Linked DNA regions of Homo sapiens: region 1 is linked to region 2. A link is an interaction called in ENCODE POLR2A ChIA-PET data of the cell type or tissue named here. Cell type or tissue: K562. All regions are shown on one strand. Each heading gives the region's core, and the rest is flanking DNA. Links, peaks and the distances in the headings are about the cores only.

The links. ChIA-PET counts read pairs that join two places held together with the same protein. Peaks named below come from ENCODE experiments on the same cell type or tissue, not always from the same donor. Only the 100,000 strongest peaks of a DNase experiment are listed, where the experiment ranks them.
Region 1: POLR2A ChIA-PET joins it to region 2 with 5 read pairs; 3 of 35 experiments call an interaction of 5 or more read pairs at or near these places.

Annotation. Positions count from the first base shown.
Region 1 is chr6:14,721,021-14,736,828 of GRCh38, forward strand. No RefSeq gene overlaps it. Among named protein-coding and RNA genes, the nearest start is that of LINC01108, 440 kb to the left of the region's middle. RefSeq lists enhancers at 9,407-10,606, 11,829-13,028, 11,870-11,989 and a silencer at 15,302-15,381. In K562, for the core only: no CTCF peak of the experiment used is centred there; DNase peaks (open chromatin) are centred at 7,034 and 7,771.
Region 2 is chr6:14,779,302-14,795,109 of GRCh38, forward strand. No RefSeq gene overlaps it. Among named protein-coding and RNA genes, the nearest start is that of JARID2-DT, 460 kb to the right of the region's middle. RefSeq lists enhancers at 4,643-5,194, 5,195-5,746, 5,637-5,931, 5,747-6,298 and a silencer at 5,637-5,931. In K562, for the core only: a CTCF peak has its summit at 8,573; no DNase peak of the experiment used is centred there.

The DNA.
Region 1 (15,808 bases), core at 5,238-10,237, 58 kb before region 2:
AAATGTCTCTTTTATGTAAGGATCAAACAGTGTTGGAGGCAGTAACATAAGCAAAATCTTCAGTGACATTGATTTTGCATGTTAGCAGAGTTGCTTCTAAAGAGGAACTCCCACGACTGCCAGAGAGTTTCTTAACCTGAAAACTGCAATTGTGCAACTCACTTAACAGCCAAATATAGGCCAACAGGAACAAATTCATCCAACCTTTCTGACAGCGTCACGTTGACACTTCAATTACCTGATAACTGCAGCAATGTTTTCCTAGCTGAGCAGGAAAACTTCAAAAAAAAAGCTTAACCTTTTTCCTCTTTAGCTTCCGCTAACCATCCACATCTGCTTTCCTGGCTAAGTCTCCATAGCAGCTATTATCAACACATGAATGGAATTCAAAAAAAAAAAAGAGACCCAGAACTGAATTCAAATTCTGGCTCTACTATTTTCCAAGGGCGTGTCCTAGGGCAAGTCACCTAAACTCTATGATCTTCCGTTTTAAGTTGCTATGAAAAAGTAAATAATATAAGAAATGTTTGGAAGACAAAGATGCTCCAATGATTGTTGTCATGCCAATGGTAACAAAAGTAAATAAGGATTGGGCTTACTCTATGACAACACGAAAAGTATATTTCTTCTCACCTAAGTAAAACATTTGCTACCTCCTGAACACGATTATAAGTCGCCAACCTCTCTTTAGTTTTATGTAAAAATATTCTGCTCCAGGCTGGGTGCAGTGGCTCACACCTGCAATCTCAGCACTTTAAGAGTCCGAGGCAAGAGGAGCGCTTGAGTTCAGGAGTTTGAGACCAGTCTGAACAACATAGGGAGACCTCATCTCTATAAATAATTTTCCAATATTTGTCAGGTGTGGTGGTGCACGCGTGTGGTACCAGCTACTTAGGAGGCTGAGGCAAGAGGATCACCTGAGCCCAGGAGGTTGAGGCTGCAGTGAGCCATGATTGCCCCACTGCACCCCAGCCTGGGTGGCACAGCAAGACCCTGTCTCAAAAAAAAAAAATTCTACTCCAATTGTATTGAAAGATTCTCAAGGGAAAATTAATGTTTAATCTGATGTCATCATTCTCTCAATATAAACAAAAACCAATAGTCAGATTTTGTATATTCAAGGAATAATTACAAGTGATTAATATAAAGATAATGTCAATGATGAAAAAAATATGCTATGGTCAGCATTGTTTTGGTTTTGGTTTTTCCTAGTCTAAGATGGCAGTAGAGCATATAGCAAATATCTCTGGGCACCACTCTCTTTTATACAGATTTCCATTAAAGCAATGGGAGTCCCTTTACTGCATTGGTTTGTTTGTTCTTCCTAGAACAGAAGCTCCCGTGAGTGAAATTAACTTCTGAGCCAACTTCGTATACCTAGTATCACATGGTAGGCCAGGCTGGATAGGCAGATGGTCAGTCCACCTGCATTGGTAGGCAAAGTAAGACACAATCTTAAAAAGAACACTATTTTATAAGTTTATATTATGCTTGTATCTGTTAAGATTAGGCTCAGCTGCAACCATCAAAACTCTAGCAAAATGGTTTAATCAAAATAGAGAGGTATTTCTCTCTCACGTGGAAATCTAGAGCTAGTCTGTCCACAGCTCCACAGTGCCAGGGATGCATGTGCCTTGCATCTTACTGTTCTATTGTGTGTGGCTTTTATTATCAAGTTAACATCTTGGAATCCAGGCCTTACAATCACAATCCAGGTAGCAGGAAGGTAGGAGAACAGTGCACATGGGTATAGGGTAGCAAAATGGGTGGACTCTATCACAGTGTATAGCTGGGCTCTGTGTGTGTCCCCAGTCCTTGTGGGGCCCAGCAGGCATCGCAGCGTGGCAGCCATGTCCAAGCCACGGCCTGGGCATCCTGTCACCTGCCCAGGTACACGGTCACTCACACTGGGGGCTTTCTGTCGTGTGTGTGTGTCTTCCTGTTGACTGTGCACTTCGTTCGCAGTGCAGAATGTTTCCTGTTCTCAGTGCGTGAAGACACTGGTTTTCAATCAGTGTCTAAAACCACGTTCCTGCCTTTCACTGCAGTACAGTGTGTTCATTTTTTAAAAATAGAGTTTAATGAGTAAGTTTAGATCTGACTGGTGAATATCTTAAAACTTTATATTAATAAAAAGTTCTTCCTGGAAAAAAAAATCCATTTTTCCCCTTTTCAATAACAGAACTTCAATTTTTATTTCAGCTTATTGCCATCCACAACATATATTTCCCAGCCTACCTGGCAGGTAAATGTGGCCATATGACTAGGTTCTGGACAATACAACATAAGCAGAAGTATTGTGTGGAATTTCTAGGAAGTTCCTCTGTAAAAACACACACACACACACACACACACATGAGCCAGGTGCAGTGGCTCATATCCGTAATCCTAGCAACTTTGGGAGGCCAAGGCAGGAGATCAAGGCCAGGATTTCAAGACCAGCCCAGGAAACCAAGCAAGACCCTCTCTCTACAAAGAATTTAAAAATTAGCCAGGCATAGTACTGTGCAACTGTAGCCTCAGCTACTCGAGAAGCTGAGGCAGGAGGATCACTTAAGCCCAGGAGTTAGAGGCTGTAGTGAGCTGTGATTGTGCCACTGCACTCCAGTCTGGGTGAGAGAGCAAGAAAGAACAAAAGAATGAAAGAAAGAAGGAAGGAAGGAAGGGGGGAAGGAAGGAAGGAAGGAGAGAGAAAGAGAGAAAGAAGGAAAGAAGGAAAGAAAGAAATGAAGGAAGGAAAGAAGGAAGGAAGGAATGATGGCTGGAGCTCTAGCAGCCATCTTGAATCATGAAGACAATAAAGACAAAAGCTATAACCTAAGAATGACAGATTAATGAACTAGAAGGAAACTGAGTATCTGAAAACCTCATGGAGGAACCATACCAGCCATAGACTGCAACTCTGAATTTCTTTTATGTAAAAGACACATTTACTTTCATATTTTTATGCCACTTATATAAGATATTTCTGTCTCCTATAAAGAAGAATCTAATTCTAATCAATACAGTGCTGAAGTAAACTTCCCCACCCCCCGTTCCTCTCTACTGGTTACAAGCAGCAGTCTCTTCCACCAACACTGGCCATTACTGAATCTTCTATCTTACCCTTTCTCACAGGGAGTATCAAATAAAGGACACATAGCCCATAACTTTTATTTTTGCAAACTATGAAAATTTTATAACAAAGGGAAATAAAACATGAACCATCAACAATTCTCTATACAGCTATTGTGAGATAAAAAAAATTTAAAGAATTCACCTTCCAGACAGGCATTTCTGTCACTACCTAACATCTGTGGCCATGTTCTCATTATGTACTTCATAAGGAAGAAAACATATCTTCAGGTAAATGGTTCTTAATTAACTTATGTACTTGAAAAAATAAACTCAGCAGGAAAAAAAATATATCTATTGCTCTATATTAAAGAGGCAGATTAAAAATTTGCCCTAAAACAGAATTTGCAACTCAGCAGGGTAAGAAGATGATTCCATTTTACTTCTTATAAATAGAAGTTTAAGGCACACACGTTGTCAAAACAACTTTATAAATAAGCTGGTGCCAACACACTCATGAATACTAAAAATGTTTTCCAGGTTCTCAGTTGTCTTCTCTATGATTCTATTGAGGTTATACCTATTCCAATAAACTCAATTCTCATTGCAATTCTTAGTGAGTCCAGTGTGCCTCCTCGTATAAGATAAAGGGTTTCATAAACTGACACCATGGACACATGAAGATTAGTCAGCTTTATGAAGCCAGTGACTTGGTAGCTCCTTTAAGTATTTCTGTAAGGCACTTTGGCCTCCAATGTTCACTCCAGATTCTATGGTGGAGGAGAAAGGCTTGTGGACCTACAGTTTACTTCAATGACTTGGATTCTTGTCCCAACTCCATTTTCTAACATGTGGTGTAAATTTGAACAAGTGTCTTAATCTCCCCTGCCTCTCCTTTCTATTAAATAAGAATAATACCAATTTCAGCCAAGCTTGGTGGCTTACACCTGTAGTCCCAGCACTTCAGAGGCCAAGGCAGGTAGATCATCTGAGGTTGGGAGTTTGAGACCAGCCTGGCCAACATGACAAAACTCAGTCTCTACTAAAAATACAAAAATTAGCCAGACATGGTGGCGCATGCCTGTAATCCCAGCTACTCAGGAGGCTGAGGCAGGAGAATCGCTTGAACCCGGAAGGCAGAGGTTGAAGTGAGCCAAGAGCCAAGATCACACCACTGCACTCCAGCCTGGGCAACAGTGCCAGACTCCCTCTCAAAAAAAAAAAAAAAAAGACTACTACTAATTTCAATTTTGATAAGGTTCAATTATATGTGAAAGTAGTTTATAATGGTAAAGAGTTGCATACGGGTAGTATCTGTATATTTTTATAATTGGTGGTGTTTGGGTTGTAAGTAATTAGAACTAAACTGTGCTGCCTCAAAAGCACAGTGAATATATACAGAGCGTTTTGGAAGAAAATAAAACAACTGTTAAATAATGGTTACCATTTGGGGTAGGACATTTTTTTTCCTTGACAGACTTTAGGTGGCAGCCATACGTATCTTTTAAATTTAAGAAAACAATATGTAATTTCATGGAGCTTTTTTTTCCTATAATGAAATGGGAGAAGGCCAAAGGGAAGGAACTGGGAAGAAGCAGATATTCTTTTAGCAATAATAATGTGTCCTTCTTCAGTTCTAAAGGTCCTCACCCTGGTGATCCTCATAGTTCTTCCTTCCAGTGGATATTAATGTGAGCTTATCCCTAGCAATAAAGCATCAAGATTTAGAAAACAGAAATACTTAAAATTGTTTGAAGAAGCCCCTGAATGTTCAATACTGAGTGCTTCTGGCATCAGCAGCCAGCACTAAACCCAAACGACTGCACCCGTGAGCCCAAGAACGACCTTCGTATTCAAGTGGCATCCCTCTCCTCGACATCCCTATCAGGCAAAAGGTGTGTGCCTTCCTCAGTTGGTTTACTGGCTACCATTTCCCTCACTCTCTCTCTTCTTCTTTTTTTTTAGGTAATCTATTTAAAAGCTCATAATCTGTTCTATAAATATCTCAACACTTACGCCTAAAGGCCCCCCAAAAATCTGGAGGTGATACACTGAACAGGCAGAAGGCCTCTGAATACCTGGTTATTAAGGACTCCTTTAACCTCAGTCTCCCACAAATTAGGGGGAAAAGCATTTATCTTTGTGCAAAATGAACTATTCCCACAGACTGGGCACAGTGGCTCACGTCTGTAAATCTAGCACTTTGGGAGGCTGAAGGTGGGAGCATCACTTGAGCTCAAGAGTTTGAGACCAAGAGCAGCTTGGGCAACATAATGAGACCCCATCTCTACAAAATAAAAATAATTTTTTTAAATAGCTAGGTGTGGTGATGTGGGCCTGTCGTCTCAGTTGCTCAGGAGACTGAGGTGGAAACATCTCTTGAGCCCAGGAGTTCAAGGCTGCAGTGAGCTATGTTGCACCACTGCATGCCAGCCTAAGTGACAGAGCAAGACCCTGTCTCAAAAATAAAAATAAGTAAATAAATAAATTCCTCCCCCTCTATTCAGTGAACTCTCAAGTTTCCACCATGGATTGTGGTGTCACACTCCATCCTGCCCCATTTGCTCTAGATTCCCAACAACGGGCACATACAGAGTACAGACCACCATCCTCACTATTGCCACCACCTCAATCCACGTGTCAGGCTCCCTCTAATGCCATCCAGGAGGCTGGTCAGGAGGAAATGGTCCAGGTGAAAAGGATTCCAGAATAGTGAGCTGCTACAGCAAATGATATAGTAATTCCTCCAAAACTAAAGATACAATTACCATATGATCCAGCAATCCCACTTTTAGGTATACACCCAAAAGAATGGAAAGGTGCATAAGGGTAATTTGTACACCCATGTTCAAAGCAGCATTATTTGCAGGAGCCAAAAGGTGGCAGTGACCCAAGAGTCCCTGGATGGATGAATGAGTAAACTAAATGTGGTACACATGTACAGTGGAATATTATTCAGCCTTAAAAAGGAAGGGAATTCTGACACATGCCATGACATGGATGAACCTTGAGGACATTACGCTCAGTGAAATAAAACGGTCTCAAAAAGACAAATATGGCATGATTCTACTTCTGTGAGGTACCTACAGTAGTCAAATTCAGAAAGACAGAAAGTAGAATGGTAGTTACCGGGTATGGGGGTGGAGGGAAATAGGGAGTTGCTGTTTAATGGGTATTGAGTTTCCGTTTTTCAAGATGAAAGAGCTCTGGGGATGGATGGTGGTGATCATTGCGCAACAATCTGTACTTAACACTGCTGAGCTGCACACTTAAAAATGATTACAATGATTAATTTTATGTTATGTATATTTTACCACAATTTTTTTAAAAAGGATGCCAGAATCTTGCATGTCCTTCTCTGGAGCCAAGAGCATTGCACAGCCAGCCCGCCCGGGTTCTCTAAAGTTCAACTTCAGCAGGCCAGCCCAGGGCATACTCAAAATCTTCCCATGGGCAAATCTCTTCCAGCCAATGGGAACCTTTCAAAATCTACATTTCCATAGCCACATAATTAAGAACTAAATCTCACTCCCAATCACGTTGTAGAATTGTTTTAGATATAACAAGGTGTCCACCTAGGTAGAACTTTAAGAAGTTTCCAGTGGCGGTAATGTTCTGTTTCTTAATCTAGGTGATGGTTACGTGAGCATATTCACTTAGTAATAATTCATAGAGCTGTACACTTAGGATTTGTACACTTTTTAGTTAGACTTCATTTTCAGACCTGTTTTGCTATTTCTTGCATTATTCATGGCGTCTCACAAGATGACAAATTCTCAAAGTCCTCACAGAGCCTAGCAGGGTGCTAGGCTTCTAGCAGGAGCATGAGTTATGTCTATTGACACCATTAAAATTTGGAGATCTGGGGAGTATCAGAGAGAGAAAGACAGTGCACAGGGCACTGGGATAGTTTTGCAATGTCCTTCTACATCAGGGAACCAAAAGCATTCTGACCCCAAAGCTGCAGGTCAATAACGCAACCAACTTCATCAGCACAGGCCAGTAGAAAGAGGAAACTCAGCTGTGCTGCTGATAACCCATGTCTTAGGAAAATAACCCTTCTGATTTTAAAAAGATAGTTACGTGCATACACACACCCCAAAAGCTCGACTCTAGCCTCAACATGAGAGGAATTAATGTGATGGGATAAAAGTTAGTGCCTATTTTAAGAGGCAGTGACAACTAAAATAGATTGCAGATGGCAAGCTCTTCTGAACCCTGTAATAAGTCTATGATGGCCCATTCTCCAGGAAGCCAAAGTTGGAGCCAGAACTCCATGGTGTTGGAAATGCTGACAGCAATCATTTACTCCAAGAAACACAAGGGCTGGCCCTGAAGCGGAAGTGCTGGAGAAAAGCACCCCCGAAGGGTTGTGATGGACCCCCTCAAAAAAGGCCACAGTGGGAGGGATCAGTTTGATCTCCAATTGGAGTAGTCCTTTGAACTCTGACGCTAAGCTTTAGTGCAATGTGGTGCATTGGGGGTTGTTTCCATTTCAGCTGTTTCTCCATATGCCAGAGAGGAGAGTCGTGCCTGGCAGGCCTGGGCCAGCAATATCTAGAACACAGGCCTGGCTCCAGGAGAAGCCAGAAGCCTCCCCTCCTCCATCATGGTCCCTCTGTATGTGGGCAGAGAAGGAGGAGGGGGATCAAGGATCCAGGAGGAGGATTTGGTGCCAGGGAGATGACTAAGGTCTGACGCAATCACCACACGCATGTGGGACTCGTGAGATAAACAGATCTGGAGGGGGAACCAGTGCTCCAGGCTTGACCTTGGGGTGCCTCCCAGCCCCCATCTCGGTCCCTAGGCCCATTTAAGATGGAAGGTGAACCAAGATGCCCTGAGTTCTCATTTTTCTCTCTCTTGCTGGTTTTCTCTTGTTTGACAAATCGAACCGAACCCCAAAGGAAAAAAATGGGAAGGAGGGAGGAGGACTCCTTCCCATGCAGATTTATGGCATTCTGGATGCAGCTTGCATTTGTCAGGCCAAAATGGTTAGGGTGGGCTAATAGAGTAGAATTACAGCTTCCTATAATAGGGAAAGTTAAATAGACAAGCTTTCCTACCCTGAAGAGAACGAGGCAGAGGTCAGTGCTACTGGCTTTGAACATGAATGGCCCCTTCCCCTCGGTTCCCTTTCACATGTGGCCTGGCAACAGTAGCAGACAGATGCGACACAAAGCCAGACACACCTGATTAACCATGAATACAACAGCTGTCGTTTCCCCACCACCACAGATACCCACACCCTCGTTCTTTCCGCTTAGTTTTTTCCCTTTCTTTCAGCTAAGCGTGAGGAAATCAAACCTACCATTAAAACTCAAGTTAGTGGGAGGGTGTCAGCAGCCGGGCCTTTGTTTCTCTGCTCACAGACATGTAATAGGTACCTTCAGGGTTGTCCTTTCATCTGAAAATGCGTTGTGGTCTCCCGCTGAGGGCTCAGTCAGCTCAAAACCTGAGCCCCCAGAAAGGCCAGCAGAGGGTGGGGGAAGATGAAGGTGGCCTGAATGGGGACGGAGAAAGTGGACTTTTCTGGGGCACCTGAGTTTGTCTCTCTTCTCCTCTCTCCTCCTTTCCATCCGCTTGCCTCCATCCAACTACCACTCCCTGCTGCTAAAAACATCCACCCTTAAGATGGACTGGCTGTTCTGAATTTATCAAGAGGAAGTGGAACTCAACGTAGCATTGTCTTTCTGCAGCTTGCTTATTTCACTCTATTCTGAGCTGGTCTTAACAAAGAAGAATCAGGTCAGGTGGCTTTAGGGGTTTTTCTATTTGCCTCTCTTAGGTAGACAAATCCTTGAGTTCAAGTTAACTTCCAAGACCTTGCAAATCAAACACAGGAGGGAATCTAAGTGTTGAACTGCAAATGATTTCTAACGACATGAACAAAATGTAATGTGACTATATGAGCTTCCGGAAACCTACAGAATGGTAATTACAGCCCAGAGTATGAATCTTGATTTTTCTTCAGGTGTTCTTTTTCGTATTGTTTTGTTTTGCTGGGCAATCTCAAATTAACCATTTGACCTCTGTAAGCCTACATTTCTACTGCTTAAAATGGTTCTCTCTTTTGTCAAAAAGTCCCTGAAGCTATTACAAAGAGACTAATAAAAACGATCAGAAATCTCTTTGCAAACACTAAAACTTATAATAATAGGATGGATAACTGGGTAACTTAATCTCATAAAAAGTCAACAATATCCCTTATTTTCTCACATAAATGAAAACATAAAGGAATAATTCAGGCTCTCATTTGAAGTCTCATGGTTTCTAATGAAGGCCCAGGTCCACTGTATACTTCTGCCTTCTACTAAGAACTCATGGAGATTTCCCACTCAAGATAATCAGGAAGAGGAAGTATAATGGAAATGTCTAGGAAATTTGGTGTCAGGTAACAGAGAAGTCCCCAGCATCACATTTGTGTAGGACATTGGAATTTGTTCTAGAACACAAAAGTATCCTCCGGTGGTTGGTAACTTTAGACTCATCTTCTAGCCAATTAGAGAACAGTCATATCCACTATCAAATCAACCCAGAGGTCCCATCTCAGAATAATGTGAAAAGGCCCTGTTCACTTTGCCGTCGAAACCATCTCACAACTCTTCTCCTAGTATCCAAATTTCTCTTTCTCTTGCTTCACAGAACTCACGGTTTAAGCAGAGCAAGCCTGTCTGTTTTCAATTCTTAACTTTTCACACATGGCAAACGAGTGGAACTTCTGAGCACTGCGATCATCTGGCTGATGAACAAGCTGTTTTCCATTTCTGGCAACAAATACTTCTGGCTTATCGTGACGGGATGAAAAGGGATGAAAATATACTCTGGTTGGATATTGTTGATAACATTTGTCATCTTTGCAGCTAAAAAAAGCTGGCTTAAAATTTTTTCCTTTGGTGTTGCAGAAAAATGGCAAAAGAAGCGACATCACCGTTGAGTTGCCAATTAAATTGCATTCCTAAATGAAGTAGGTTAGTGAGATCTTTTCCATAAGAAACGCAATGTCACATCCTGAGATAAAGTAAGGACTGGACCAGGAGGCAAGGTCTGTGGGGCCTGGGCCTGGGGCTCCACTGGTGCACGTGGTGTCTTTTAAAGGCTCGCTTTACATGTCTGAACCTGTCTCCCTCTGTATTCCCTTGCTAGGGCCGCCATAATAAACACCACAAACTGGGTGGCTTATACAACAGAAATGGATTTCCTCACTCTTCTGGAGGCTAGAAGTTTGAGAGGTGTCAGCAGAATTGGTTTATTCTGAAGCCTCTCTCCTTGTTGTAGAGAGTCATTTTCTCCCTGTGCCCTCACACAGTCTTCCCTCTGTGTTTGTCTGTGTCCTCATCTTCTCTTCTTACGAGGACACCAGTCAGATTGGATTAGGGCCCACCTTAATCATCATCTTGGAGTCTAAAAAACCAGTGAAGAAAAAGAGGAGTCATGGTTACCAATGTTTCAGGCTAAAGTTGCTTTAGTTCCAGTCTCTCATTTTACAAATGAAGAGACGGAGGCCTCAAGACTCGCCCAAGGTCGTCAGTGATAAGCTGAGACTACAGAGGATGTCACCATGGAAAACAGGTAGACAGTTTCCAGCTCTGATCTGTGCAGCCTTTGTGCAATATGTTGAGGTAAGAGGGTAGAAGACAATAAGGTCTTGTATCATTTTTTAAAATTGGAAAAAGGTCAAGTTTCTGAAAGTGAAGACCTTTGAAAAATATACTTTAGAAGGCACAGAGCAGGAAATGTGTGGTGTGAAGCTCTGGGCTCACCACAATGTATGATGGGCTGTATTCCTTTGCTAGGGCTGCCTTTACAAAGTAACATAGATTGGGGGGCTTAAAACAACAACCGTTTATGTTCTCACACTTTTGGAGGCTTGAGTTCTGACATCAAGGTGTCAGGCACTTGCTCCCTCAGAAATCTGTAGAAGAGAACCCTTTCTTTGTTTCTTCTAGCTTCTGGTGTCTGCTGGCAACGTTTGGACTACAAATGCATTATTCTGTGAAAGGAAAATAAATCTCAGGACCCCAAAATCACTAAGCCAAAGGGAAAAGTCAAGCTGGAAACTTCTTAGAGCAAAACTGCCTCCCATTCTATTCTTTAAAAGATAGCTACTAAGATAAAAGAGCTACGTACCTCCCTTACAATTTGTCCACAAGGAATTTCCTTGCCTCCTTTGGGAAGGCTAATCAGAAACTCAAAAGAATGCAACCGTTTGTCTCTTATCTACCTATGACCTGAAAGCCCCCTCCCTGCTTTGAGTTGTCCAGCCCTTCCAGACCAAACCAATGTACATCTTACATATATTGATTGATGTCTCATGTCTCCCTAAAATGTACAAAACCAGGCTGTACTCCGACCACACTGGGCACATGTTGTCAGGATCTCCTGAGGCTGTGTCACAGGCAAGTCCTTCACTTTGGCAAAATAAACCCTAAATTGACTGAGACCTGTCTCAGATGTTTGGGGTTCACAATTCCAATCTCTGCCTCTGTTATCATATGGCATTCTTTCTGTATGTCTCTGTCTCAGTGTCTAAAGTTCCCTTTTAAGGACACCAGTTATATTGGATTAAGGGCCCATCCTACCCCGATATGACCTTGTCTTAACTGATTACATCTGTAATGACCTTATTTCCAAATGAGGTCACATTTCAAGGTACTGGGGGTGGGGACTTCAACATATCTTTCTAGGGGACACAGTTCAACCCATAACACATGCATCCTGCAGAGCTTCCTGCTCTCCCTGGAGCCTACGGTCATGAGCTGCTGACCCTCCCTCACTTCCCAGACATTGCCAGCACACGACTCATGACCAAACAGTGCTCCTCCAAGACAGAACCCTGGTGACTCGCAGTGCTGCAGACAGGCAGTACGGAGGGGTGATTAAGAAGACATTGTCATTTAAAATAAAACCACACAGTTCTTTTGTAAATATGTGTCACTGGGTATTTAGAACCATCATACCCAACCCACTGCTGCACGTTGGTGGAAATGTCAAGTAAGTTACACACTCACGTCTTTTCTGGGGAGCCTTTTATTCACGGTTCTCCCTGAGTTTGATTTCCTGAGGGAGTGTGCTCACCCGCCTCCGTTTCAGCATCTAACCTTGCCTGTTTCTAAAGTTCATGCTGTCCTGACATTCTTTGCATCAGCACAGTCACCCCTGTTAGTCATCTCCTACCAATTTTCTCTCTTTGTACTCTTTCAGGAAGTCATGTTTTTGCTCAGGTAAAAGAGGTGTAGGAAGAGCGTTCTGCCTATTTGATGATTCATCTCTTTGCTTTTTGCCATTTCTAAATGTTAGGGGGGAAAATCCTTTTGTTACGGGCTTTAGCGAATGGGCTTGGTCAATGGGGTGAGAGAAGCTGCCATAAGCCACTTTCAACTTAGAGCAGAAGCAATCTTTTATCGGTCTTTCTTATTCTTTTGAAGACTAGCATCGTGATTCTCAGGGCCACTGGAATCCACGAGACTGACTTCCCTGAGGAGAGACTGCCTTCTAATGGCGTGACCATCTGCTCCACTTCCTTCGTGTTTGGTCAGTGAATCACGGCAAGTCACAGGCCACCTGAGCATTCTACTCACTTCTTTTGGATGCATCCAGGCCAAAGGCTCAGAGTGTGTTTGAGTTGAGATAGATCTGAGCATATTCAGTTAAATGAGGCCCTCAAAGAGTATGATGGGGAATTATGCCCCACTGCCTCCCAAACTTCAAATGTTGAAGCCCTAACCCTTAGAGCCTCAGACAGTAACTCTATTCGGAGATAGGGTCTGTAAAGAGGTAATTAAGAAAAGGAGCAAAAATGGAGCAAGTTTCCTTCTCCCTTGCGCTATTTCTAAGGTCATGTTATAAAAATCAAATGGAGAATACCTGTCAAACAGTTGATCAAGCAGTGAGGAGAAAGAGAAATAATATTAATTCAAAGGGCATGCTTCAACCCATAGTCAGAACAATCTATTAGTTAATCAAGCAAGATTTATTGATACTCACCAAGAGACTGAATATACAAATGGACAACGGCCAAGCCATAATTAAAAACAACTCCAACCTACAATCTACAGCAGCCAGCCCAGGACACCAACCCATTAGCAACAGCAATCGGCCCAGGAAGCCAGCCTGCTATCATCAGCCAGACCTCTAGAAGTCTAACCACTATCTCTATCAACAAGTTAGGAAGCCAAACAATAACCCCTGTAAGAATCAGCTCCAAATGGCCAGAACTTGACTGACAATGGACAGCCTCCCTGATTTTTGTCCCTGCTTCCAACTTAGGACAAACCAGAGAAAGGCAAATATGCACCCTAAGCAATCACATAGGCATCTGTGCTTCTAGTGAACCACCTCCAGCTTCCCACACCAACAGCCTCCAATCAGCACATACCTGGAGCCTCCCTTTTTTCTACTATGAAGTTTTCCCACTCCTCTGCCCGCATTTGAGTCTCTGCCAAAACACAAACGATAGTAGCTCTGAATAAACAGCCTGTGCTTATTCTTATTTGGTTGGTCTTCATTTATTTCCACACTTCCAAATGCAAGTAAATGTTATGCTAGGCCCTTGAATGGTCAGGGAAAATACAAGGAGATATACGACATGGTCCTTATGCCTAATAAACTTAAAATCTTTGGGACTGGAGATAAAATGCACAAAAAGCAAGAACCACCACCACAATGACTAAGCAAATAATAAAGCCAGTCAGGAATAGTAAGTCTCAAATGCAAGTTCCAGATACTGGACGTAGAAGTCTGGAGAAGAGAGATTACTTTTGGCTGGGGAGGTCAGATATGAACTGAACTTCAGCACACACAAAGGAATTATTCTAGTAATTATTGGGTTCCCCCTTGCTCACATGGTTACTCACACTTGAAAGTTTGCGGTAACAAGAAGGAGCCTTGGCAGGAAGTTTGTTTGTTCCATGACTGCTTTTACTGTCACATGAAGAGTGAGTGGTTGATTTACTGAGAAGTCCCCCTTGTTACCCTTCATAAGCCCCAAGTGAGTCAGGACCTTCCCTTGGTCATCAAACTGGAGACAGGACACCCTTGCCCAGTTAGCATTTTAGTTCAGCTTGCCTGGGTTCTCATTCCAAATTCCTGCCCCCAAATCCTTGGTCACCCCCAAGAGTAGATCTTTATCCACAACAGGCCACTGTTGAACCTAAGGTTTCCCAGAGGAAACCAGAAAAGACTTCCCTTATGTTGGGGTTTTAGGGTACCCAATAAATAGGACCCCTCTTTCCTGCCCAACTTCTGAGCCAATTAAGAGGAATAGGAATCAGGCAGATAGAGGGAAAATATCACCATTCTTTTAAGTTGACAAAGTCTTGGTTGGTGGCTATCATTTCAGGTCCTTGGGCTTGTTAATATTGTACCACTGATGGCAAACAGAAACTTTGCAACATGGAGATTTACCACTTAAAAGTTAAGGCTTGGAGGGGCAGAGGATGTTTACTTTCCTCAGGCTCTTCCCAGAGAGAAAGGAATAGGTGAGGCGTACATCTTCCATTGCTTCTCCCAGGCCGACTGAAGTTCCTCTTCCTCCAATGAAGTGAAGGAGAGAGAGGATGCAGGCGGCCAGGGGATTTACTCAATGGAAACATGTCCCCAATAGAAACAAGGACAGCAGGGAACAAATGTTCCCATCAGCTACCTACAACAGGTAAGGCTAAGTCTCTGTGGGGTTGAGGTCCCTTGCCCCCAGCGCACATACACACACACACACACACACACACACACACACACACACACAGCCACCAATGCCATGCTCATGCTTTGTATAGTTTTGGGATTTGTGACAACTTTTAAGTCTGAGGGGAATGAATGTACTCATGAAGAAAATCTCCACCGTTAAGGAAATGCCCTTGGTGTGGACTAGTGCTAGAGGCACAGACCTTGAGTAGGGAGTCCTGAATTCCTATCCCAGTGCTGAGTTAAGCAGCTCTATAGTTATTCAAGGTCTCTTGCCCTCCATGTGCTCTGTCCTCAGTTATGCACTGGAGATCAGAATACCTGTCCTGCCAAGTGTGTGAAAGACAAGATAAAACCAGAAAGGGCCTCTGAATAACCCAGCTCCACTTCACAGAAGCACTGGGGTGGTTCCATATTCAGAGAAAATAGTAATGTTTTTCTTGAAAAATAGAGTAGATGTGAAGCAACTTTCTGTCACTTCTCAGTACTTTTTTAGCACCAGAGAGTTTATCCAAGGTGGACCCCATCAAAGTGAAACAGAAGGGAGGGGTGGGGAGGTCCCCCTAACCCATAAGCTTAAGGGTTGGGTGTTACTGACTCCATTTGGAGAACACGCAGCCAGGGGCTTAATGACACATTTTGATTGATTACACTGGTAACTCTGAAACCTGGTACAGATTACCTTTTGCCCTCAGTGGGGCTTTACCTGAATCATTCCTCTAGAGCAAGAAAGCTGAACATCATTACTTTCAGAGTGATAAATCAGAGAAGGGTAGGAATTGAAAGGGCACTCGACTTTTTCTTCAACTTCTTGAAGAATAAGACTACTAGAGGATTAGTCCTTGGCCACCACTTTTTTGTAATTCCCTGGGCAACAAACTAGTCCTCGACCTAGATGGAAAAAATGGTGAGAAAAAAAGGAAGGGGAGAACAAAGAATGAAGGAAGGGGAGGAGAAGAAAGAATGAAGGAAGGGGAGAGCAAAGGAAGACCAGTCTTACGAATACAGGACAAGAGGAAAAATAAAGTTCAGAATTCTTTCAACTCACTGGAATTTCCCAAGGTGCTTAAAG
Region 2 (15,808 bases), core at 4,983-9,982:
TAGTCAATGTGTTGCTATTTATAAATTCCATTGTTATAGTCATTCTTCTATATTAATGAGTCCTGTCCTCTGTTTTCAAAAATTTTCTTTTAAGACGTAAATATCATGTAGAAGATTTTACACACTAAACCCGTAACACAATAGCATGAATTCACTCATCAGATTAGTTAGTTGGTATTTTAAAAGCCTGAGGATCAAGGTTAACAGATGGTAATCTTTAATGGGCAAGAAAACAGATTTCTCTCACGTTGGAGAGAATTACTGGGTCTCTGTGTATGTGTGAGGGTCTATTGGTGCCGCATAGTGAACACGACCCTATTCCTCCCTCAAGAAGCTCAAAGTTAAGTGGAACTGGGGCAGCCAGATGTATAATAACTGCAATACCTTGCAGTATCTGCACTAATTGAGCTGTGTACTTGATACAGTAGTAGCATGTGGATGGCACAAGGGGAAGGGTATGGAGTTTCATAGATGAGATGCAGCTTAAGCTGGGCCTTGAGCATGGGGAAAAGTCCATGAAGTGGATGTTCCTTCCAGGCAGAGACACCAGCCTGGGCACACAGGTGGCACGCTAAGGGGAACTGCAATATAGGATTTGATGTGGCTTTCCATCAAACAGAAGGAAGGAGGGCCTGGAAGGATTGAATTAAATTGTTATTGGGACTGGATCATAAAGGCCTTGCTATGGTTTGAATGTTTGTCTTCTCTGAAACTCATATTGAAACTTAATCCTCAATGTAACAGTATTAAGAGGCGGGGACTTTAAGAGATGATTGGATCATGAGACCTCCCAATCTTGGACTTCCCAGACTCTAGGACTGTAAGAAATAAACCTCTTTGCTTTAGAAATTACACAGTCTCAAGCATTCTGTGATAGCAACAGAAAATGAACTAAGACATGCTCTTGACACATATCAAGATATTATATTTTTTAAAAAATACAATCCTTGGAAGCTTTGCTAACTCTAACAGGCTACCTGCTGGCCAAGATCAAATACACAGAGCCAATAGGAACTACCAAGGAGGTTGCTTCTGAATTCTCACAAACAGTGTAAGCAGAGGCCTGCCCAAGGGAAAACCAATATGGCTCTTTCTCTCAGCCTTTCTGAGACCTGGCCCCTGAGCCCCAGGGTGACAAATGCTTTCTCAAGAGTATTCCTTTCTTTTATTTTGTTTTGATGATTTACAGGGCTTATCAAAAATGTGCATGACTTCCTATTTACAACACTTGTAACCCTATCTCCAAAACAGACTGACATTTAGATAGTTTTAAGATTAATACTTAAAGATTTCTCTGCATTTAAACTCTACTGATTAACTCATTCAGGCATGCTAAGGTCCACCTGTGTGCAATGCTATCTATGCCTATGTCTCGAAACATAGCAAAATTTATGTTAGTTAAGGTAAAAAGCTCCCTGGTTTTGCTCATAATCAAAGGATCATTTAGGGCCATTCCAAATCAATCTCTGTCATGCATTTTTAAAAAAGAAAAAAAATCAAAGGATTTTTTTTTAAAGCAAGGGACACCATAAACAAAGCGAACAAACAACATATTGGAAGAAGATATCTGCAATGTGAAAACTGACAAGGGACTACGATCTAGAATACATACAAGGAACTCCTGCCAGCCTACAAGATTGGGGCAGCCATTCTGGAAAGAATCTGGCAGCACTCAGCCAACATAAGGATGGACGTATGCTATGACCCAGCAATCCTGTCCCTGAGACACAGGGCATCCCTGTATGCCGCTAATTCCTAGGGATTCTCCCATAAGTCAAGGGGAACATGTATAAGGATGTTCATGGCAGCACTTGTGTAATGGGGAGTTGGAGGCAGTCCAGGGCCTCATCACTGCAGAAGCAGATGAGACAGCAGAGGAGCACAGGCTGGAGTACTATACAGCAGCGAGAAGACACCACCTCCTCCCCACACGTAGCAACACACATCACGACAACATGCCGGGCAGAAAAAGTGAGAAGCAGAAGGAGGTTGTTTGTGTACCATATTCGTAAATGCAAAACACGTTTACAATACATCTTACAAGAATACAGGCAAATAAAATACTACAAACAAACGTGTTAAACTGGTTACCTACAAAGAGGACAAAAATAGAGGTGGGGATGAGAATAAAAGCAAAGCCTGAAAACAAAGGAGGGCCTTGAAGAAATCAAAGGTTAGAGTGTGCTGTGGCCTGGACTTCTGCATCTGAGGGTTAAAAACAAACACAACAGGGACAGGGAAGCCACTAGCCATAAGGTCCTTGAGGGGAGGGTGCAATGAGCTCCTCTCTAAATCCCTAACAGGACCCAGTACTCTGTCCCATCTTTAGGCAACGCCTACTTTTTGAACAATGGATATTTGATTGGTCAATATTTAACAAATGCATGAATAAGAGGAACAATTAATCTAACAGAGGGTGGCCAGGACACATGGAGTCATTCTCCATAAACAAATCATCACAGATGCCCTCTTGGGTGCCAGGCACCGTGATAGATCCTGGGAGTGAAATGAGGGATGAGAGACAGTCTCTTTCCTCTTGGATGTAGGCTGAGGAAGTGCAATGGCTGAGTCAAGTGGCAATTATGACACACACTGTTGACGGCAGTGACACAGATAAGAACAGGGCGCCCAGAGACCCTGACGTGGGGCTCCTAACCTGACTGTTCAGGAAGAGCATCCCAGAAGAAACTGATGCCCAAAAGATAAGAAGTTACACAAGTAAGGAGGAGGGAGGGAATGGAGCATAAGAGGCAAGAAAAACTGCATGTGCAGTGGAGCCTGGGTCTGAATGTCGCTGTCGTAGCTCTGACACCTGCTGCAGGCGGGCCCATCTTCCCAGCCTTCGATACAACATAGCGGTTACTTTAACAGGTGGAGCCATACCACATTCTTAGTGTTCTCAAGCCGACTTTATCAAACAAAAACTGCTCCCTGGGTAAGGGAAAAAGAAACAAAAAGAGCTCTTTTTCAGAGCAAGCAAATGTGCACATCCAAGTAGATAGATGGTGCCTAGAGCAGTGTAACAGAAGTCAAGTACTTACCATTGTCCTGCAAAATCATTTCAATGCAACTTGAGAGCAATATAGCAATCTGAAAGGAAAGGCTTTTAGCCAGCCGAGCTGGTTCAGGTTTCCAGTTTTCCTTTGATCCCATGATTCTAATTCTTGTTGTTTATCAGCACGGATGCTCACAGCTGATACACTTGACAAGTCTCTCTGGAAAACGTTATCACGTGTGTAGAGCTTTGGGTTCGAACTGGCTTGATGAACTGAAACTAAATCATTAGAAATGCCAGTGCTGGCCGAGCGCAGTGGCTCATGCCCGTAATCCCAACACTTTGGAAGGCCGTGGCAGGCTGACCATTCAGGAGATGGAGACCATCTTGCTTAATATGGTGCAAGCCCATCTCTACTAAAAATGTGTCCAGAATTGGTGGGTTCTTAGTCTCACTGACTTCTAGAATGAAGCCGCGGACCCTCGCAGTGAGCGTTACAGTTCTTAAAGGCGGCGTGTCCAGAGTTTGTTCCTTCTGACGTTCGGATGTGTTCGGAGTTTCTTTCTTTAGGCGGGTTCGTGGTCTCGCGGGATCAGGAGTGAAGCTGCAGACCTTCACGGTGAGTGTTACAGCTTTTAAAGTGGCGCGTCTGGAGTTGCTCATTTCTCACGGTGGGTTACATAATCTACACTGGCCTAAGAAGTGAAGTTGCAGACCTTTGCAGTGCGTGTTACAGCTCATAAACCGCAGTGTGGACCCAAACAACGAGCAGCAGCAAGATTTCTTAAAAAGAGCAATAGAAGAAAGCTACACTGTGGAAACACCTGCGAGCAGGTTGCCACTTCTGGCGCTGGCAGCCTGCTTTTATTGTCTTACCTGGCCCCACCCACATCTTGCTGATTGGTCCATTTTACAGATAGCTGATTGGTCCATTTTGACAGGGTGCTGATTGGTGCATTTATAATCCCTGAGCTAGACACAAAAGTTCTCCATGTCCCTCCCCTCCATGTCCCCACTAGATTAGCTAGATACAGAGTGTCGATTGGTGTATTTACAAACCCTGAGCTAGACACAGAGTGCTGATTGGTGCATTTACAAACCTTGAGCTAGACACAGAGTGCTGATTGGTGCATTTACAAACCTTGAGCCAGACACAGAGTGTCGATTGGTGCATTCACAATCCCTTAGCTAGACATAAAGATTCTCCAAGTCCCCGCCAGACTCAGGAACCCATCTGGCTTCACCCAGTGGATCCCACACCTGGGCCGCAGGTGGAGCTGCCTGCTAGTCCCGCGCCGTGCGCCCGCACTCTTCGGCCCTTGGGTGGTCGATGGGACTGGGCGCCGTGGAGCAGGGGGCGGCGCTCGTCGGGGAGGCTCTGGCTGTGCAGGAGCCCAGGGAGGTGTGCGGGGGGAGGCTCAGGCATGGCGGGCTGCAGGTCCCGAGCCCTGCCCCACGGGGAGGCAGCTAAGGCTCCGCGAGAAATCGAGCACAACAGCTGCTGGCCCAGGTGCTAAGCCCCTCACTACCCGGGGCTTGCGGGCCGGCCGGCTTGCCGTTCCGAGTGCGGGGCCACTGAGTCCACGCCCACCCGGAACTCGCGCCGGCCGGCAAGCACCTGGCGCAGCGTCGGTTCCTGCCCGCGCCTGTCCCTCCACACCTCCCTGCAAGCTCCTGCCTTGGCCAGCCCACAAAGGGGCTCCCACAGTGCAGCGGTGGGCTGAAGGGCTCCTCAAGCGCGGCCAGAGTAGGCGCCAAGGCCGAGGAGGCGCGGAGAGCGAGGGAGGGCTGCAAGGGCTGCCGGCACGCTGTCACCTCTCAAAAATACAAAAAAAAAAAATTAACCGGGCGTGGTGGCGGGCGCCTGCAGTCCCAACTAATCGGGAGGCCGAGGCAGGAGAATGGCGTGAACCCAGGATACGGAGCTTGCAGTGAGCCGAGATCGCGCCACTGCACTCCAGCCTGGGCGACAGAGAGAGACTCCGTCTCAAAAAAACAAAAAAAGGAAACAAAAGAAAAAAGAAATGCCAGTGCTAGAAAGAATGCACAAGATCATCTATTTCAGGCGGTCTCAAACTTGAGCCTGCAACAGCATTCCCTAAAGGGCTGGTTAAAACTACACAGATAGCTAGACCTCACCCAGCGTGGCCCATTCAGTAGGTCTCTGTTGGGGTTTAAGAATCTTGCATTTCTAACAACTTCCCTGAGAATGCTGTTCCAGGGACCACACTTTGAGAACTACTCTAATTTTATTGATGAAGATATTGAAACCCAGAGCATGTTAGTGATTCATGTAAGATCGCACACATTCTAGGTGACCAAACCCAAGTCTTAGGAGAATGTGGTGGTTGGGAAATAAAAAGCTATGAAGATTTTTTAACTAAAGCCCTTGGTATTAGTGCATCTTATCTGGTTTTTACAACTATCTGCCTTCTCTTTCCACCCAAGCCTGAGAAGTACTGCCAATTATGGTGTGGGGTTGTGACAGCAGCAGAGGAGGTGGGGGCGGGTACGGAGCATCCACAAAGCCCTGGATGTTCTTGCCGGTCTTAACACCCTATCTCCAAGCTCTCTGCACAGTTTTCAGGGCATAAGTCAGAACTGTGAGAACTAGCAAGGACTCAGCGAGAGCTTCTTACCCGTGCTTCACGACACATTAAAAGGCAAAAACGTGTTCCTGCAGATCAACCCGGAAGAGCCTGCTGCTTACCGGTTGGCGCCCAGTACCTACACGGCAATAGCTGCTGCAGCCTGACAAATTCGTTGAAACTCTCTGAAACACAAAGGAATCACCGCCAGCCTCCCTCTCCCATTGTAACCCTGCCATTGTGCAGGTTGTAGTCTGGGAGAATGATGGCCACAGCAATTGTAGGACTTTCAATGCTTTAAACAAATGGGGGAAGGGAGGAGAACTAAACAAAACTAAACAAAAGCAACCACAGGCCTGTTTACCAGAGAGAAGTCTTAATGGGTTGCAAGAGAAAGAGCAGGAAGTCTGTGCTTTCACTCTCATTTGTCTGCTCAGTGGTGAAGAGCCTGGAATGGACAAAGATTTGGGCTTGCCACCCTTGTTTTGTTGTTCAACCCTCCCTCTTTTTTATGAGGAATTTGATGGAGGAAGCCAAGTAAGTCATCAGTGGGGGCCCTTGCCATCATCAATGTCAGTTATTGAGTTGAGGGCGCATTGTTTAGGCATTAAGAATTCAGATGCCAAGTTTCTCTATTTATCATATCTAGGGCCCTGAAAGCTATGGACGACTCACACTATTAACTGATATTTGTTGTTTAGAGCAATCTAATCCTTACAAGATACTTTTTGGATGGACTGTCTCATGATGTATTATTACAAAAATGGAAATGCTTTGCAAGAAGCATAATTCTGAATGCCACCAAAAAATAGCGATAATCTTTCTGCCCATTGAACAGTTTTGTTCAATGAAGTGTCACAATTACACCACAGCTGTTAAACAAGTTGTGTTACTAGTTCTAGATTTGCTTCCATTCTCTTTAGAGCTACATAGGTATGTGATTTTTTTTCTCCTCTGGAGATTTTTGATCATGGTGTGACTTAAAGGGAGGGTTTATGCATTTTATTCCAATGAATCCCAGTTTTAGTTAACTAGCTGGTAGTTGAACAAGTCATATAATAACAATTTTCTTTCATCTTAATGCAGATTTTAAATAAAATATTCATAGCCTTTTTTTTTTAAATATATACAGAGGTTCACTCTGTCACCCAAGCTGGAGCGCAGTGGCACTATCAGAGCTCACTGCAGCTCAACCTCCCATGCCAAAACAATCCTCCCACTTCAACCTCCTGAGTAGCTGGAACTACCAGCATGCACCACCACACATGCCTAATTTTTCTTTTTAATTTTTTGTAGAGACAGGGTCTCACTATGTTGCCCAGGCTGCTCTCAAACTCCTGGGCTCAAGCGATCCTCCCAAAGTGCTGGGGTTATAGGCGTGATACACCATGCCCAACCCACATAGCATATTATTTAAAACAATTATCTACTTAATTTTGAGAGCAAGTTACTAACAGACAATCATAGCCATCTGACCACCAGCCTGAGCTACAGCTCATCTGACCTCCTATGGCCACAACTGAAAAGGCTGAAGGAATCAGCCAGAACTCCATCTACTCAACCCACAAAGGTCTTGTTTAGAAAGGTGTTACAAGCTAGGGCTTCCAAGGTTGGGAAGCGCAAATTCTCTTTACGTTGCCTTTAATTTTTTCTTAATAACCTAGTTCAGATTTTTGAAAAGTAGAGGCTCCCAGAACAGCAGAACACACCATGCTGAGCTAGCACCTCATGCTGTGCTATAAAGAGAGTTAACACCTCCCTCCAAAACTAAGTCCACTCTTGTGGTTTGCATTATTTCCCCTGCCCTCCCCACACCCAACTCCACACAGGTGCAACTCTGATGTAGTTTTAGGGTTCCCAGAGTCATCACCTCACCATCTAAGACTTGTGTTAAAATGCTCCCTGTAAAATTCTTTACACGTTGGTTTTTTAATTGCAGAAATGCCTGATTTACTCCCAAAGAATGTTTGAAGATCCTCAGGGCTGTGCAAAGATCCATCATTATCAACAATTGCTAAGGCAGCTTAACCCTTATGTAAAATATTATGCATACAAATGGCTTTATTTTGAACCAGTTCACACTATTAAAACTTGAGTCTGGTACAGGCTTCATCCCAAGGCTGTGCTCAATAACAGCACAGTAGCAAACACCTTGGCTATGTGTCTTCCTGTTTGGTTGGCTCATTTTATATCTTTGCACGTTTAAAAAGGCAATGGGAGTGCTAATTAAAATGCAATCATGCAGATAAATTATATCATGTTCCTAAAAGGTAAAATGAAAACCCTTTTTATTTCAAAATCCTTGTGATACCCAAGGCAAAACACACAGTGATCCTGAAAACAGAGAAAACCTTTCATGATTATTGCATGTTTAAAACCCAGATTTATTTCTAGATTTGTTTGCATATTGTTTATGGAATGTATAACACTTTAATTGTGAGTAATTTCTTGGGAGAGTCAAGACTTAGGGCTTTTAGTGCAAATGTTCAAGTTTCGGTAACTCTGAGTAATTTGTATTTTCTGCATTCTAGCTGTCAAATGGGGAGTACAATGCGTATCTTAAAGCCTACTCCAGTTCAGGGGTGAGGACAACCTCAAAACCCATGGTCAAGTTTCACTCAGCAGATTCTTTATTGTACCTACAGCTTACCAGCTCTCAGGGGAACTCTCCTGCCAGCAACCAAAGATCAAAGCCATCATGCTGACATCCAGCAAACTGTTTTATCTCTCTGAGCCTCAGTTTCTTTCCCTGTAAAATAAGCCTCAGTAAGGCATTGCTGACTGCTTTGGGGATTAGAGGCCCATTTGAGAATTTGCTGAAAGCCATTTACACTGTTCCCCTAGAAACAGCAGACGGGCACATCCTCACAAAACTGAGCACATGAATCCACTGATCCTCTGATGCACATCCAGGGACCTCAAGTTAGAACTCCAGGTCCCTTCCAGCACAGACATTCCATGTCTTCACCCAAGACCCAGTTCTCAGCTCTAGCCTGCCCCCTTTACTCACATTGCAAAATTGATCTTTGCAAAAAAAAATAAATAAAAGCATATAAAAATGAGTCAATGTGAGGATGTTCTGCTGTGGATACCATTTACAGCCCAGGATAACACGAAACCATATAAGCAACACAACTAATTTGGAATCATTGAAAGTATGAGACAGTCAAAGAGTAGTTTACCCACTCCCTCCTTTTAAAAGCCATGTACTTCGTTGTAAGCCTTCACTTCAAGGTCACTGTCTCTCCCATAGATTTTTACTACCTTACAGTTTCCAGTCCCAGGCTCAGATATGCTCATAACCTACTTTGGTGTTTGGAGGAGGAAACCTGTTTGAAGCGCTTAGTTTTTACCTTTCAGCTTTGATCTACATCCCTGCAGAAGTTCTAAAGTGTCACCCTGAACTCTCCTTCCCCCTCTCTCCAGGTCAGTTCTAGGACAGCATTTCTCATGGAATGTACCACAAAACAGTGTGATCCGTGGCCAAATGGATCTGGGAAATTCTGTACCTTGGAGATTCCCAAAGCATTTTATCATATTAAAGGTTCTGAGAAGGCCTTCATAAAGAAACCAATTTAACTTTGTTTTACTCAATGTTATAAAAACCGACGTGGGTCAGGCGCTGTGCTCATGCCTATAATCCCAGCACTTTGCGGGGCCAATGTGGGCGGATTCCCTGAGCTCAGGAGTTCGAGACTAGCCTGGGCAACATGAAGAAACCCTGTATCTACAAAAACTACAAGACAAATTAGTCAGGCTTGGTGGTGTATGCCTGTGGTCCCAGCTACTTGGGAGGCTGAGGTGGAAGGATCACTAGAGCCTGTGAGGTGGAGGTTGCAGTGAGCTGAGATGGTGCCATTGCACTCCAGCCTGGGTGACAGAGCAGAACCCCATCAAAAAAAAAAAAAAAAAAAAAAAAAAAAAAAAAACCTATGTGATCATAGAATAATTTTCCTTTCCTATCCCATTTTTAGACCAGACTTAGAGAAATTCAACAATCTAGTGTCTCCTATGTTCTCAGCCAATGGACTCTCAATGAGCTTAATCTAGATTCTCTGTTGACCAGGTTCATTTGTCATTCCTTTTATCTAAACATCATTTTGTTCAAAGACCTCTTTCTTAGGTCTTTCCCAGCTTTGCTCACTGGTGCTGTCAAGCCACCTGGGTCCATTTCCTCTACTAGCAGTTCATATCCACACTCCCTTTTGGAACTTACAATGTACATTTGCATATAAAAAGACAGTCACCATCTTGTCCCCCATTGTCTCCCCTTCAAACGTGTTTAAATAGAATCTTAACAATTTGGAACTGAGAGGGCCCTGAGGGATCACCCAAACATTCTTCTAACTTCATAAAGAGAACATAAAGAGAACAGACCTGCAAGGTTAAGTGACTTGACAGAAATACGGCCTGAGCTCAGATTTTTTGATCCCCAGTCCAGTGGTCCTAGGAAGTGGTTCAAGCTTCCCAGTGGCATATGAGATGATTCATCCCAGAGAGTAAATTTAGTAATTTACAATGGGGAATGAGATGTGTCTCACACAAGACTAGTTATCTACATGGTGATCTACCCAAAGATAAAATCACACTCAGATGCTTTTTGGTAAAGGGGGGCTTAGAGATTAGGAGTTGGATTTTCTTAAGGGATTGATGTGCTGGAAAGAGCACTGGCCTGGGAGTTAGGAGGCTGATTTTAATTCTAATTCTCCCATTAACCAGCTGCAAGTTCTTCATGTCACTGGGCCTCATCAGCTAGACAGCAGCAAATTAGACAATTACCTTTAAGTCCCTCCTAGCCCCACATTTAAGCTTCTGTGATTCTAAATTCTTGGAATTGCTCTGTCTTTATGTTTTCAGTATCCCTTTTATGTTTTAACACACAAACCTTTAGCCTTTGGTCGAGGGTCTTTTCAATCCATAATCACCTAGTTTTGGGAATAGAGTCATTTTTGTCCTATCATGAGCATTAGGTAAATTCCAGATTCTTGAATAAAGTGTTCTTAAACACACACACACACACACAAACCAGGTATCCACAGCTGTTGATTTGATCTTCCTCATCCCCTCCTGGAATCTCTGAATTAATATAGCTCCCCCCTACTCACCATTATCTATTCATTCTGTCTCCATGGAAAGGCCCAGAGTGCTCAGGGAAGGCAGAGCCACGTTGCATGTGAAATCTAGACGAGTCCATTTGGTAGTCTCCACAGCTTCCTGCAACACCAAATCACAGTGTCATTAGCTTCAGATTGTTATGACAGGGTCTCTTAATTCAAGTCTGTGATAGTGCTTTTAAATCACAACATCTATTAAGTGTTTTCATTTATTTAAAGAATGTCCACTGCCCCCAGGGCCTCTGGGCATGGGTACAAAACACTGCTATCAAGAGGAGTCCACGGCAGCTCTCAGTAATCAACTAGCTGTTCATTATCACACTTTCACCGGTAACACTAAGTACATCAACAAGGATGAACTATCAGAAACATATGATTCTTGTTCACACTTACATAAAATAGTGACAGTGCTGTTAGTAATTAGTTACCAGATCCTCAATTGCTTTGTTCTTTGGCATTAGTAATATGCCACTTGAAGTTTTACACCAAATTAACATTACCCACATTCAACTGTTTCAAAGCCCTTTGAAAATGTGCTATCCTTCTTTACACACAAAGACGACACGCCTGACAGTAACACGTGCATTTGAATCATTTGCTTCCAGCCTTAAGTTAAGAGTGTACAGAGACATCTATTTCCACCTGACCCATTTTGGAACAGGATCATTTTATTCTGAGGTTATTAGCCGGAGTTAAGAGATTTGTCCACCATTACAAAAAATTATTTCACTATACGAAGCTAACTTACCTGTCTCAGGAATAAGTTTATTAACATGTAACCCTGTCAAACCATCAGCCTAACAGATTAAGATGAGGGAAAGCAAATTCTGAATATAACCAAGGCACTTACTCAACTAGGACTCAGCCTGGTTCCAAGCTCAGCTCATAGACAGAAACGTAATGCCAGAATTTGGGGGATAATATTAAATAATTTTGTAATCCATGCTAAGTCCCTTAAATTCCATTTCTATTTTTCTATTTGTAGAAAGCAAATGATATCTGTTGATATCTAAATTTCTTATGAAAATGAATGAGGTAGCAATTACATGAATTACTTCCATTTTTAAGAGAAAGTGCTTCTGGAATGAAGAGGATTAGTGGAGACTAGGCAGGATCCCAAAACCGGGCTCCAAATTCTGTTCCAAAAATGTGGGTGTCTACACTGTTAAAAGAAACAAAAGCTGGATCTAATTCCATTGGAAGTAACTACCCTCACTTTTGCCTTATAAATGACCCTGTAGAAAATGTTTACATAATACCTAGGGATTTATTTTTTGTTTTCCACTGACACTATAAATCAAATGTTTTCCATTGACATTGTAACTAGAAAATTGGATCTAAATCTTCTCACTGGTTAACACAGCCTTGTAAGATCTGGAGTCACGTAGCTTAATTTCCAAATCCATCTGAAACCCCCAGAACTTTGACTACCCATTTCCAATTGAAATATGAATGTGTCAATTAGCTATCTGGCTGAGACAGGACACATTGAATTCCAAAGCTCCAGATTTTGACATAGGATTAAATGCTTTCAATGCTATAAATGCATATCCTAGAATTACATTTAATCTTTTTCTTTTCTGTATTTTGAAGTAATTAAGTGTTAGGTTGTTGTTGTTATTGTCATTGAATGTGTTGTCTTTTATGTATGGAAATTCTCCTGACTCAACAACAGAAAAACATGCTTCTGTGGTTTTCTCTTAGTAGAAACTCCATTGCATTGCTCACCATTTCACCGAATTCCTCTTGCAACCATATGGAGCATGACTGGTCTGATTAAAGGGGCCCCTCTGTTTAACTGGAAGAATTTCGGTGAGAGGGTTTGCATTCAGTAACATGAAAGAAATTTAAATTTATGATCTTTGATTCTTATTATCATGGCCTAATAAACAGAACTAACTATCTCAGATATTATAGGAATGTAATCAAACATTTATTGGGGAAATATAACCTTAAATATTTACTTAAAGAATGTATTCTACATTCTAATAAGTTTTTACTATGTTGGCAAACAGAAAAGAATTACAGGATTGGGAACAAATGTTTTGTTCCTGCAAGTAATTATTTTGCTTAAAACAAAATGCTCAACTTTTTTTTCCTTTCCACAACGTGAATTCTTTGATCCTTTTGTATAAAAGGCTTAGATGATCTGTTGTCTCTAACCAGAATGACTGCATATGTTCAATAATATATCAGTTTCATCATCCACCATAGAATAGGCACATATGACAATAAATCATTTTGGGAACTTCCTGAATCTCTGCCAAGTTGTAGACAATAAAAGATCCTGCTTGTAAAGGCAGCTATAAAAGTTAATTTCATACAGGTTCCCCAGCACACATGCTACGGTTCAGTTCCAAACAGATGTGAGCTTGGAACAGCAGTGGAAAAGAGCAAGAAGCATTTTTGCTAACTTTCCGTATCAGGAGATCCAAATACTTCATGTTTTGTGCAACCTTTGGTCATTAACACATTGCAGCAGGTATGAAAAATGAATTATTCAAGCTTTTCTAATGCCTAAGATGCTATTGTTTCCAGTCTAAAGTATCCCTCCACATTCAAAAGATTATCCACCAAGCCAGACATGCAGAAACCAAGAAAATCCTCACTGAACAAAATAACAAAGACAACAGCAGACATTTGGAGCTTCACTTTGAGAGAATTCTCTTGAAACAAGAACTTTCATTTATTTCCTTCCTTGCTTTGGACTGTAGATGTCCTAGCAGATAGCTGCAGAGAGTTAGCCACTCCACTCACCCATGTCGTCACCAGGAAGAGGAGATTTGGAGGAAAGAAGGTTAGACTTCAGCAACATCAACACAGTTACGTGAATGGGTTTAAAATATCCGTTTTTCAAGGATCGCACTTAGTCCTTGGTCACAAAGGTCACTAGAAACTCTTTCCCTACCCCTGCCAAGGACCAGTGTTTACCTTTATTTATTCCTAAGATTCCCATGATTTTAGGCTAAAACCATGTTTCTCCTGATTTCAAACAATAGTCAGGTTCTCAGCAAGTCACATGTTCATCTGAAGTTTTGCAATTGGAACCATTCTCTATGCATCAGCAGAGCTTCATATTAAAGATTTCTCTGGAATTGATTTGCAACAATAATGATCAATCCTTCAGTTTATCTTTTGCTGGAGTGGGGATTTCTTAATGTGATAAAGACAGGCTCTCTTTACGAAGCCCTGCTGATCTTGAGAGTGCAGAGCACAACTGGTATCCGAGACCTTGTAGGACAATTAAGTGCCCAGAGATGAATGAGGGCATCATTAACATTTTAATCATACACCTGAAATTAATTAAAGCCAACCTAGGGATTGAGGTGCTCCAGGCCAGAAAAAAAGTGGAATGATGATGTTATGTTGTAGGTATGTACATTATCACATCTTACGCTGGCAGAATGTTTTAAAATTACAAATGGCACTTATTTCCATTTATTAGTTCATATGAACATCAACTCAGCCGTATAAATGTGTGAGGGATTCTTATTTTGAGGAAAGAGAGGCTCAGTGATATTAAGTGACAGGCTCAGGCCATTCCTTCTGCTATAACAAAATGACTTTAGACTGGGTAATATATAAATAATAGAAATTTATTTTTCACAGTTCTGGAAGCTGAAAAGTCTTAAATCAAGATACCAGCAGATTTCATATCTAATAAGGGCTTGTTTCTATTTCCAAGAAGAAGATATCTTCTGTCTGTGTCCTCATGCAGCAGAAGAAGCTAAAGGATAAGAAGAGACAAACTCACTCCCTCAAGCCCTTTTATAAGGGGCACTAATCCCATTCCTGAGGGCAGATTCCTCGTGGCCTAATCACCTCCCAGTGGTTCCACATCTTAATACAATCACCTTGGGGTTCAGCTTCCAACACAGAAATTTTAGAGGGACACTGACTGTTGACCCTTAAACAACATGGTTTTGAACCATGAGGGTCCACTTACAGGCAGGTTTCCTTCTGCTTCTGCCACCACTGAGACCACAAGACCACCACCCCCACTCCTCCTCAGCCAACTCAACATCAACATGATGAAGACAAAGACCCTTATGATGATCCACTTCCATTTCATGAATAGTAAATATAGTTTCTCTTCTTTATGATTTTCTTAATGACATTTTCTTTGCTCTGGTTTATTTTATTGTAGGAATATAGTATATAATACACATAACATACTAAGTATGTGTTAATTGACTGTTTATGTTGTTGGTGAGGCTTCTGGTCAACAGTAGGCTGTTAGTAATTAAGTTTCAGGGGAATTGAAAGTTCCACACAGGCTGGGCGCAGTGGTTCATGCCTGTAATCCTAGCACATTGGGAGGCTGAGGCGAGAGGACCACTTGAGCTCAGGAGTTAGAGACCAGCCAGGGCAACATGGCAGAAACCTCATCTCCACTAAAGGTATTTTTAAAATTAGCCGAATGTGGTAGTGCATACCTGTAGTCCCAGCTACTCGAGAGGCTGAGGCAAGAGAATCATCTGAGCCGGGTGGGGCATGGGGGGTGGTCGAGGTTGCAATGAGCTGTGATCACACTACTGCTCTCCAACCTGGGTGATAGAGCAAGCCCTTGTTAAAAAAAAAACAAAAAGTTCCTATGCAGATTTTTCTCTCCATAGGGGTGGGAGTCAGTGCTCCTAACTCCCACACTGTTCAAGGGTCTAATGGCATATTAAAACCATACCAGGGATAACCCTAAAAAAGGACAAAGGAGACAAAGGCCACAATCCCAAGGGCACAGCCCTGAAAAGGCAGTAGGCCAGGAGTCGCTGCACAGCCCAGAGCACCACTCGCACAGTGTCCAGGATCTTTGCCCACAGGGACGTCCGCATGGAAGACATGGGAAATGAGGTTCTTCTGACAGCTCGGCCGCTGACCACCTGTGGTCTTGGAAAATCACTTTAATTCTTGGGCTTCCCTTGTCTCATCTTTAAAAGCGAGGAGGGTGGACTATAAAATGAACCCTAAAGCCCCTTAAGATTTGACCTTCTACATACCTGCTCTGGATGGAGATAGTGGAGATGAGCTGCATGTATTGGTAAAAGACAGTAGGAAATGTGCTTTGGGAGCCTTGGGCTGATAGTCCGCCTGCTCCTTAGTGATGTGTTATCACA